2 separate regions of the Homo sapiens genome follow, and region 2 is linked to region 1. A link is a contact called in ENCODE Hi-C or POLR2A ChIA-PET data. All regions are on one chromosome and are shown on one strand. Each heading gives the region's core, a stretch centred on a gene start or an enhancer-like site at or near the end of the contact. The rest is flanking DNA. Distances are from core to core; before and after follow the strand shown. Region 1 overlaps H6PD (hexose-6-phosphate dehydrogenase/glucose 1-dehydrogenase). Region 2 overlaps SPSB1 (splA/ryanodine receptor domain and SOCS box containing 1).

Region 1 (4,670 bases), core at 809-3,308:
TACCCACACGGGTGCAGCCTCACGGGAGAGTTGCGGAGAGAGGGAATGCGTTCAGTTCAGCCAGCGGACGGCCAGGGGTAAGCGGCCCCTAGTGGGTCACATGGCCTATGATGTCTGGAGACCGCAGATCTTCACCCTCTGGAGTCTCATTTGCAGAGTCTCATTTGTCGTCCGGTCACTGTGGCCACCTCACCCTCGTCACCACGGGCCTTTCCTGTGCCGTGCTCACTCTGACACTGAGATGCTGCCAGGCAGTTTTTTTTTTTTAAATCAGTGGAGTAAGTTCTAAGGGAGCCCCATGTGCTTAAGATAAAAACGTAGCTGGTAAAGTGGAGGCAGAGGCTGCTTCTGTGAGGCTGCATATATCTTACAGGACAAAAAGTTTTGTACTTGAAAACCAAATTCTGGGAAATAGCCCTGCAGGTTTTTGGGAAGCGTCTCCCTCCCTGTCGTGAGTTCCACCTGGGCCCTCCGGGAGAACAGGGACAGGAGAAACACAAGCAAAGCAGACAGGCCCGGAATTGGGAGCCTGAGCCCTGCATATTTTGGAAGGGAACCCCTCGAGGGACTAGTCTGGAATAGTAGGCCAAACGGTAGGAAGCTTTGATTACTCTGCTAACTTGGGGGCCCAAGAGTAGGGCTAAAGCATTGTCTGCAGAGAAACAAACAGGGAAATTCAGTAAGAAGGGCCTATTTTAACTTGCAGTTAGCAGGAGAATTTGTCCCCAGATTTTGATCTAGCTTAAAGTCCCTTGATTCCTTCCCCTCTACAAATGGCAATCACGGTTGCCCTAGAGATGCTGACTGACAAGGTCTCCCAAAGGAGGGGCCCTTCTGCCATTTATGGGCCCCTAAGTGCACACGTGGGCTTCCATGCGGATGGAATCATTGGTCCCCACCAGGGAACCTGGACTGTGGGAGCTGCCGCCACCATAGGACCCAAGGGCTTCCAGACCAGGAAGAGGCAAACAGCCTGCCTGGGAACACAGTGCTGGAACTTGGGACTTGGGTTCTGAGCGGGGCTGCTCCCTGGGCTGTTGTCATCACTCTTTCCTTTTTTTTTTTTTTTTTTTTTGAGATAGGGTCTCACTCTGTTTTCCAGGCTAGAGAGCAATAGTGCAATCACACCTTACTGCAGCCTCAGTCTCCTGGGCTCAGGTGATCCTCCCACCTCAGACTCCCGAGTAGCTGGGACCACAGGAGGGCACCACCATACCTGGTTTTAAAACTTTTTGTAGAGATGGGGTCTCACTATGTTGCCCAGGCTGGTTTCAACCTTCTGGGCTCAAGTGATCCTCTCACCTCAGCCTCCCATAGTGCTGGGATTACAGGCATGAGCCACACCTAGCCCAATTTAGTGAATTTTAAGAAGCATTTTAAAAAAATGAAAACTAAAACATAGAGGATATCCGAGGTTCTAAGGTTAAGAATTTCTTTATGAAACCTGCTTGGAACACAGTTGTAAACAAATGGACTGATTTATGATGGAAGGCACGTTTCTTGCTGCAGATCATGGTCTGAAGTTTGAAAGCCACCAGCCTAGAGGGTTCTGAAAACTTCTCCTTCCTAACACAGCTGAAGGAAAAGGGGTGGGTAGGGGCGGAGGCACAGGGACATCTCCAGGTTTGGACTTTTCCAACATGATTTGCAGAAGGCACTTGATTCTGGAAAGTAGACCTTTGGCATTTCGACCCTCACCCACACTCCCACACCCACTCTGCACAGATCGGTGGTGCATCCGAGGCAGGGCTGAGTTAGAACAGGACATCCTAGACTCGGCGGCAGTGACTATTATTCAGAAATGGCACATCAAGGGCCGGCCTGCCCTTCATCCTGCAGGGGTACTTGGGCATGTGGAGGCCCCTTTCTCCCTGGTGTTGCAACTGGAGAGGAGTCGGTTCCTGAAGAACAGATGGGAGAGTGCTGGGGCCAGGTACCCTGGGAGAGAGGAGGGAAATGAAATCCGGCACAGGGGCTGCGGGGATAGGGGCAGTCAGGAGGCGGCAGTGCGGTGCAAGGGCCCCCCCACGCGGCCAGCTGTGGAACTTCCACCACGACTCCCTGTCCTCTCCTGAGCCCGCCCATCACGTGTAGAAGCTCAGATGCTGGGCGCCAGGAGGGCGGCTTCCTGGCTCTGGGCACCGTGGTTCTGTCCTAACGAGGGGCGCTCTCTGGGTGTAAAAACAGATGTTCTGGCTGGGCGCGGTGGCTCACGCCTGTAATCCCAGCACTTTGGGAGGCTGAGGTGGGTAGACTGCCTGAGCTCAGGAGTTCGAGACCAGCCTGGGCAACATGGTGAAACCCTGTCTCTACTAAAATACAAAAATTAGACAGGCATGCTGGCCGGCGCCTGTAGTCGCAGCTACTCGGGAGGCTTAGGCACGAGAATTGCCTGAACCCGGGAGGTGGAGGTTGTAGTGAGCCAAGATCTCGCCACTGGGCTCCAGCCTGGGCGACAGAGACTCTGTCTCAAAAAAAAAAAAAAGAGATGCTCTGTCTGGCCTGGGTTGTTGTTGGTGGCCAGAGTAAGTGGTGTGAACAAGAGCCCCGGCTTGGGAACATGTCTCAGACTGGCATTGAAAATGAAAGCCAGGATTCCTCTAAATCCACCGCCTTGAAGTGTAAACAGTCCAGAGAGAAACCGACTTTGCCATGCTCCCTCACCCAAGAAAGCCCTCTCTCAAAATGCGCTAGAAAGTTTATATCTGCCTGATCCAGAGAGCAAGTGGAAGGTGCGGAGAAGCCAGACAGAAAAATCGACCTTAACCAAGAGTTCCATCTCCCAGCCTTAAGTTGTGGGATACTGAACAAACAAAACTACACATGTCCTGGGAATTTTGCTTTGTGGTGTTTTTAAAAAGAATGTCAGAGCCCTCCTTGGGGGCTTCAGAAAAGCAGGTATTGCTGGCCCATGGCTTCTCAAGATCACAGTCCCCAACCTATGCTCACTGAGAAGATACCCGCTTACTTCCCCAGTCTCAGGCAGAGAGTTCGTGGTGAAGTGATAAGTAGCAGGAGAGGCCAGCAGACAGGAAGCCACGGGGTCACCAAGGGGCAGGGAGAGAAGGCCTGGCTGCGGCCCCGTCACCCGCCAAGCGAGCCCCTGAAAAGGCTGTGGGCAGCCCCCCTGCCAGTGAGGCCTAGCTCCTGTCTGGTGGGAGCAGAGCCGCCTGGATGGCCCAGTGTCACTCGATGCTCCATCTCTCTCCCCGCTAATGAGCTGTCACCTCAGTGGGTGATTTAACTGGATCTTTCCTGGTAAAACAAGAGGGGCTATTGAGAGCGGAAACACCCATCCGGGAGTCCCCTGAGATGGAAATGACCCTCTTAAATTGGGGATCTCTGGAATGTCCTGATTATCTGCACCCAGTGTGCTTCCTGGAGGAAGGCTAGCAGGACAGAGGAGCAGCGGAGGGCAGGGGTCCTCCCTGAGGAAGTTGGGGGAATGAGACCCCACCTCCCCACGCAGAGCAAGTCATCAAATGAGAAATGGAGCTCCAAACAGCACTGAGATTTCTGGGGCTGGGCGCAGTAGCTCACACCTGTAATCCCAGCACTCTGGGAGGCTGAGATGGGAGGATCGCTTGAGCCCAGGAGTTTGAGACCAGCCTGGGCAACATAGCAAGAGCTCATCTCTGCAAATATTTTTTTTAATTAAAAAAGAAAAAAGATTTCTGGAACCCTTTCCACAGTCTAGTCTTTGCCACTGTATTCCTGTTATCAGCCCTCATTCTCTATAAATGGAGTCTGAAGAACAGCAAAGACACAGGGAGGAGCCTGGAATTCCTACTGCACAGCCAGGATGGAGGAGACAGGGATGGCAAGCGGGAGCAGGTGGAGGCAGTGAAGAGGAGGGCCAGAGGCTAGATGTGCAGAGGTTCTAGAAGGAGGGGCAGCTGGGGAAGGAGGGGCTTGACCCCCTCAGGGTCTCAAGACAGTCCCCAATGCCCCTGCTTTGCACGGGGCAATGTACTCCCCTGGGCGCCTCTGCACCCTTCTGTCTACCAATCATGCTCTGAATGTTCCCCGGGAGCCAGTTCAAGGATCACCTCCCCCAGGAAACCTTCCCTGATTAACCTCAGCCCACCACGTCACGTCTCCTCTTGTGAACGCCGGAGTTTGGGCGCCATCCCGTGTTGTGCTGGTTGATATGAATGTGTAACTGCTGGAGGTCTTTTCTTAAGACTTCTCTCCTGGCCTGAATTTGAAGCTTCTCAGGAGCAGACTCCATTTCTTCCTTGTTTCTGCATCTATCCACCAATACACAGAGCTGCCGGTCAAAGGCATCGGGACAAGGCTTGTCCTGCCCTCTCTGGGGCCTGACTGTGGGATAGAAGGTTCTGGAGAGCCAGGGCACGCTGGGCAGGTGGCGGGGCCGAGAAGGGAGGGAAGACACGGGCGAAGGAAAGCACAGGAGCGAAGCGGGCAAGGGGCACAGGCGCCCTCATCCCAGGAAGGCGTCGTAGTCCATGTACCACACCAGCTGGCCGGAGTGCGGCAGGACACCCGAGATGGGCCACTTCTTGGGCTCATGGCCCACCCGGCTCACCAGCGTGGTGATCTCACGCTTCATCCTGCCCATGACCAGGACTGCCACCTTCTTGGCGCGGTTGATGAGAGGCAGGCTAAGGCTCATGCGGCGGTGTGGCTGGGAGGGGCTCGTGGTCAGC
Region 2 (4,698 bases), core at 1,760-4,259, 57 kb before region 1:
TGGCTCAGGTGCTTGCATCCTGGTGCACTGGAGTGGCCAGCTGCTCCCCAAGCACAGACAAGTGCTCAGATCCTGCTGTCTGCCCAGCTCGTGCCCAACCCTACACTCCCAGTCTGCCTGCTCTGCCTCGTAAGGTGCATTCCCCATGGCACAGCCTTTCCTGGACCCCCGATGACACCCCCTTCCCTTTACACCCCAGAACCTCATTTCCAGCAGCTACTATCCTGTTTTAGTTATGCGCTTGCCTGGCGATCGACTTTTAAGCATGTATCTGCCAAAGACATACATATCCATGCATACGTGCTACTCACATGCTTCTGTATCGATAGATTACATACATTATGAAACACACATCCCAAAAATAGAAATGAAACTGGATGAGATAAAAATAGCTACCAATTTCTGCCCATACTCAGGGGGATCATCGTATGAGTGGCCACTGTGGAGGCCGTGGGCTTAGAGGGCCATCCTGGGACCCCCGGAAGCGCTGCAAGTGGGCACTGGGGGTTGTGCTAGTCTCTTCCCCACGAAACGACGGCAGATGCATCTAAGAATGAGGAACCATCCCAGTGCCCTGCCCTGAGCACCTGCCCCTAAGCCAAGACCCCCAGGTGCAAGGAGGCTGGGGTTCTCGGGATCCAGGTGCCTCTCCAATCTGGAAGTCTGGAAAAGGGCAGCAAGCAGGAAAGAAGGGGTTAGGGTCCCCGCCTCCACCTAAAAAAGGCGCCAGCTGCTCCCTTGGCAGCAAACACCCTGCTGCATCCACGGGGATTTTTGTGTTTTGACTCAGAGGCAATAAGCCTTTCCGATTAAACCAACACAGACTAAACTGCAGGAATGAGGAAGGCCCCTCAGAAGCAGCGGGCTTACCATTTCTGCTCCGCCAGTGGGAGGGAAGACGGCTGATGATCAGGCTGCTGTTTTTCTCTGGAAGCAGCTGACCAAGGGTGGCTTAGCCTCAGTGGCTTCTTTCTGGGACGGGGCACAGGAGCCTCAGCAAGGCCTCTGGTCCCCCAGCTTCTTGGGGCTCTCAGACTCACACCCCATGTCCCACTCAGAGCAAACCAAGCCCTCCCCCACCAGTCCACCAGGGAGAACATTCAGCCACATGCAGACAGTGACTCTGGTGGTCTCGAGGTGAACCTCCTGCCTCCCTGTTCCCTCTGGTCATGCCTTTGGCCACTGTGCCCAGGCAGTGTGAGGTGACTCCTCCGACACCACCCACTGACTTTTCTGTGGCCCCTTCAGAGACTCCAAGAGCTTCCACGGGGCCCAGTCTGAGTGGCCCCTGGGTGTCTCCACCTCCAGTGCGCAGGGAGACTGAGGATCAGAAAAGCAACCTGCCCAGCCCTTGGGGTGGTGCTGGGAATAAACGCAGATTGGAAAGGGTCCCAGGGGCTGGTTCTTTGTTATTGAAGAAGTCTTCTCATGAGCACCAAAACCTCAACCAATGAAAGGCAGGGAAGACTAAATTCAGCCCCACCAAGAACATTCCACCCGACCTCCCCACGTGTCGGCAGCCCAGCCACCCTCCTGGGGACAGATGAACTAAGGGACATGCAGGGGTGGAGTGGGACAGGTCACTCTGACCTCATGGAGCCCACACTCCTCCTGGCCAGGACCCAGGACACTCTGTCACCTCCTTCCCCCATTCTCTCCTGCCTGCCCCACTGGTCTTCTGGCTGTTCCTGGTACCTGCCAAGCTCCTGCCTCAGGATCTCTGTACTTCCCAAGTCCTCTGCCTGGCTCTGGGCACACCGGGCCTGAGGCCCCAGGTGGCTGTTCCCCGACTTCCCTCAGTGCTCTGCTCTGAGGTCACCACGTCACTGAGGCCTTTCTCAGCCATCCTGCCCAAATGGCAAACGTCCTTTGCCCCCGTGCCATGCTCTGAGCTTCCCCATGGAACTTCACAATGACGTTCACTTGGTTATCTGCTTAAGACCCGTCCCCTGTGAGAACACAGGGGCTGGAACTCAGTCTTGTTCACACTGTGCCTCAGGGGCTGGCACAGTGCCTGGCACAGAGTAAGTGCTCAATACATGCCTGCTGAGTGACTGTCTGTTCCACGGTGCCACCTGCTCACACCACCATGCTCTGCAGAAATGCCGCTCCCATAGAAGCAGGGCCTAGGGTCGCCCACACCACCTTCCTGAAGAGGTGGGCAGGCATCCATCTCTCTGTCCCAGACCTGCTATGGAACCTTCCCCACTGGATCCAAAGCTCTCCTGCCCCAGGTCTGCCTTCCAGGCCCCTCATTCATTGAGAACTCACTCCCCAAAGGTGGCAAGAGCTCAATCCCACACAGCCCAGACTGTCCCTAGTGTGCAGGGCTGGTGAGGACCCAAGGAGTGGGGACAGCTCTCCATCTGCACCGGTGGAGGCGGGGCGGGGGGGGGGGGTGGTGGTGGGAGGCATTGGCTCAGGCCGGAGGGCGGAGTACAGGTCTTCTTGGATGCCCAGCGCCCCGGCTGGGGGAAGCCCAGTCTACAGTGAGAGCACAGGAAGCTTCATCCAACTCCACGTGCTGAGCTCTGGAGTCCCAGCTTCCAGCGAGTGCAGCCACTGCATCCACACCGGCTGCCCATTCAGGAGGCAGCAGCCAGTGAGTGGCTGTGGCTCCCAATGGGGCTGCCTACCCAGTACTGACCCGCTCACAGGCGCCTCCGATCCACCAGCCCGCCAGGCCGGGTGTCCCTGCTCCCCCACCCCACTCGCTTTTCCAAGAAAGCATTTGTCTGGTCTGGATCCGACAAGACCGTGCTGGCTCCACGGCCAGGCGAACAGACTTGTCGCAAACACGACTGTCTGGCCCAGTGTTGGCTCTAAGAAGTCCAGGGCCACAAGCGTTTTTGTCAGAGTGAGCTGTGGCTCGGAGGTGGCTGTGCTCATTCCCAGAGAGATTCTGGGCTCCGGGAGATGCTGGCTGGCCGCTGCCTCCTGCCAGGAGCCACACACAAAGTGCCCTTTATAGGAACAAGACAGGCTGGCCACTGGCAGTTTCAGCCTCAGGGAAACCCAGGTTTGGGTTTTCTCCCAGGGCACAACCAGGCTTTTGTCTTGACTCCCCCTCCCCACCCAAGCTGGTTTCCTCATCGGACACACCGAGTCCCGGGCCCACAGCCCTCCGAGCCGACCCTCCAGAGGCTGGGCACAGAGAGACACCATGGAGGACAGCCAGGGATGTGCACCCAGGCACCAGACGCCCCCACGCTCATCACAGCCTCACTGAGGACCTACCACGTGCTGAGCCACAGGATCGCAGCAGAACTCACCAGAGCAGAGCCGCAGATGGCACACCACCAACAGCTAATCGGGACACGATTCATCGATGCCATGAAGAGCTGTGAGTCCCACTATGTGCCGGCTCCACGTGGTAGTAAAGACAAAGTCCCTCCCACCTAGGCCCATTCCAGCTGCGTCAGAGGTGTCCACTTGCCGGATGAGAAAAACCAGTGATTATCTACCAGAAATATGGTTCCCCACTTTGGCACACAAAAAAAGATATGGACTGAAAAACCTAGGAAAAAAGGTGGGGCCATGACAGAGCAACCAGGCTCAGAGCAACCAGGCTGGCCTGAGGAGGGGTTCTGCGGCCCGAGTTTGGGCCATCAAGGACAGCTGTGGGTAGTCACTTGCAAGTGGCCCACCTCCTCCGGGTCTGCACCCTGGCTCTCCTTCCTGCAGGAAAAGACCCCCTGAATTTCCCATGGGCCACAGAGAGGGCAGATATAAGAGGAAGGGATGGGAGAAGGCTCGGGTTCCAAGGTCCCACATGGCACAGCCCCTGCCGTCCGTGGGCAACAGCAGAAGAAATGTATTCCTCATGACCCTGGAAACTAGCAGCAAAATGACATAGCACTGTCTCACTGAGGCCTGTAGGACCAGCCACCTTGAGGACCTCCAAAGGCTGAATCCCCAGAATCTGCCCAACATGGGCTCTCGGTGCCTGGAGACGCGCGGGCAGCCATGTGTGCAAGACCATCTCCATGCAGGGAGGCGCGTCTGCCATTCTCCCTTCTCCGCTTTGTTTACATCTGGATTCCACGAAGGCTAAACATTGAGCTCCAATGAAGCCCCTGCTTGTGGACAGGGCTCCAGACCCCCATGAGGGCAGCACAGTCCACCACTGACTTCTGACCTTCAAGGTCAGCCTTGGTACCCAGTGCCAGGCTGAGCACCCTCTGACATCCCCTGAGATCTCTGCCAACGGGCCGCGAGGGAGGCTCCACAGCCAGCCAGGGGGAGACATGGAAAGTCCCCAGTGACTCCATGGAGGGCACATCCACTGCTGAGCGCCCCGCCAAGGGGCTGGGGCCAGAGAGGGGCCCAGTGGAGCCACAGCCCCCCTCGGCTCGGCGGGAACTAGAATGTTTCATCCAGACGCTCAAAGCCGCCAGCCCAGCCAGGGCACTTCGTGAGAGCGAAAAGGCTGAGTGCCGGGACAGAGGCCCCATGGATACCCCCCTCCAACATGGCAGCAGGAAGGAATGTCCGGCAGGTGGCTGCAGAGGCCGCAAAGTCCTCGAAGGCCGGAGCTGGGGAGGGGCGGCCGCCTGGCCCGTCCACCACCAGCATCAAAGAGTGACAGCCAGACACTGTCACCGTGGGGAAGGTCACATCTGGGTCAGTGCTGGCGGCACGGGAAGGGAGTGACCTATTTCCAAGGCCCATTCAGGAACCTCCTTGCAAGCCCAGACG

The links. A loop is a pair of places that touch in the nucleus more often than their neighbours do. ChIA-PET counts read pairs that join two places held with the same protein, here RNA polymerase II (POLR2A). Pooled maps may share reads with other maps.
Region 2: a loop to region 1 is called in a map of mammary epithelial cell, with 4 times the contacts of the local background. The contact joins two enhancer-like sites. A Hi-C loop is called at or near these places in 3 of 168 maps with a recorded cell type or tissue (astrocyte of the cerebellum, mammary epithelial cell and posterior vena cava) and 11 of 50 pooled maps. POLR2A ChIA-PET finds 5 or more read pairs at or near these places in 3 of 52 experiments (OCI-LY7, WTC11 and activated CD4-positive, alpha-beta T cell).

What each region holds. Positions count from the first base shown.
Region 1 is chr1:9,264,644-9,269,313 of GRCh38, reverse strand. H6PD (hexose-6-phosphate dehydrogenase/glucose 1-dehydrogenase) reads right to left here. Exons shown (of 5, transcript NM_004285.4): 5 at 1-4,670. The coding sequence ends at 4,445. Among named protein-coding and RNA genes, the nearest start is that of SPSB1, 26 kb to the left of the region's middle. Within about 2 kb of position 2,058, at least 4 of the 41 ENCODE cell types and tissues checked have a DNase peak (open chromatin) inside an H3K27ac peak, as active enhancers do.
Region 2 is chr1:9,322,927-9,327,624 of GRCh38, reverse strand. All of the region lies in intron 1 of SPSB1 (splA/ryanodine receptor domain and SOCS box containing 1), which reads right to left. Among named protein-coding and RNA genes, the nearest start is that of SPSB1, 32 kb to the right of the region's middle. RefSeq lists a silencer at 4,421-4,698. Within about 2 kb of position 3,009, at least 2 of the 41 ENCODE cell types and tissues checked have a DNase peak (open chromatin) inside an H3K27ac peak, as active enhancers do.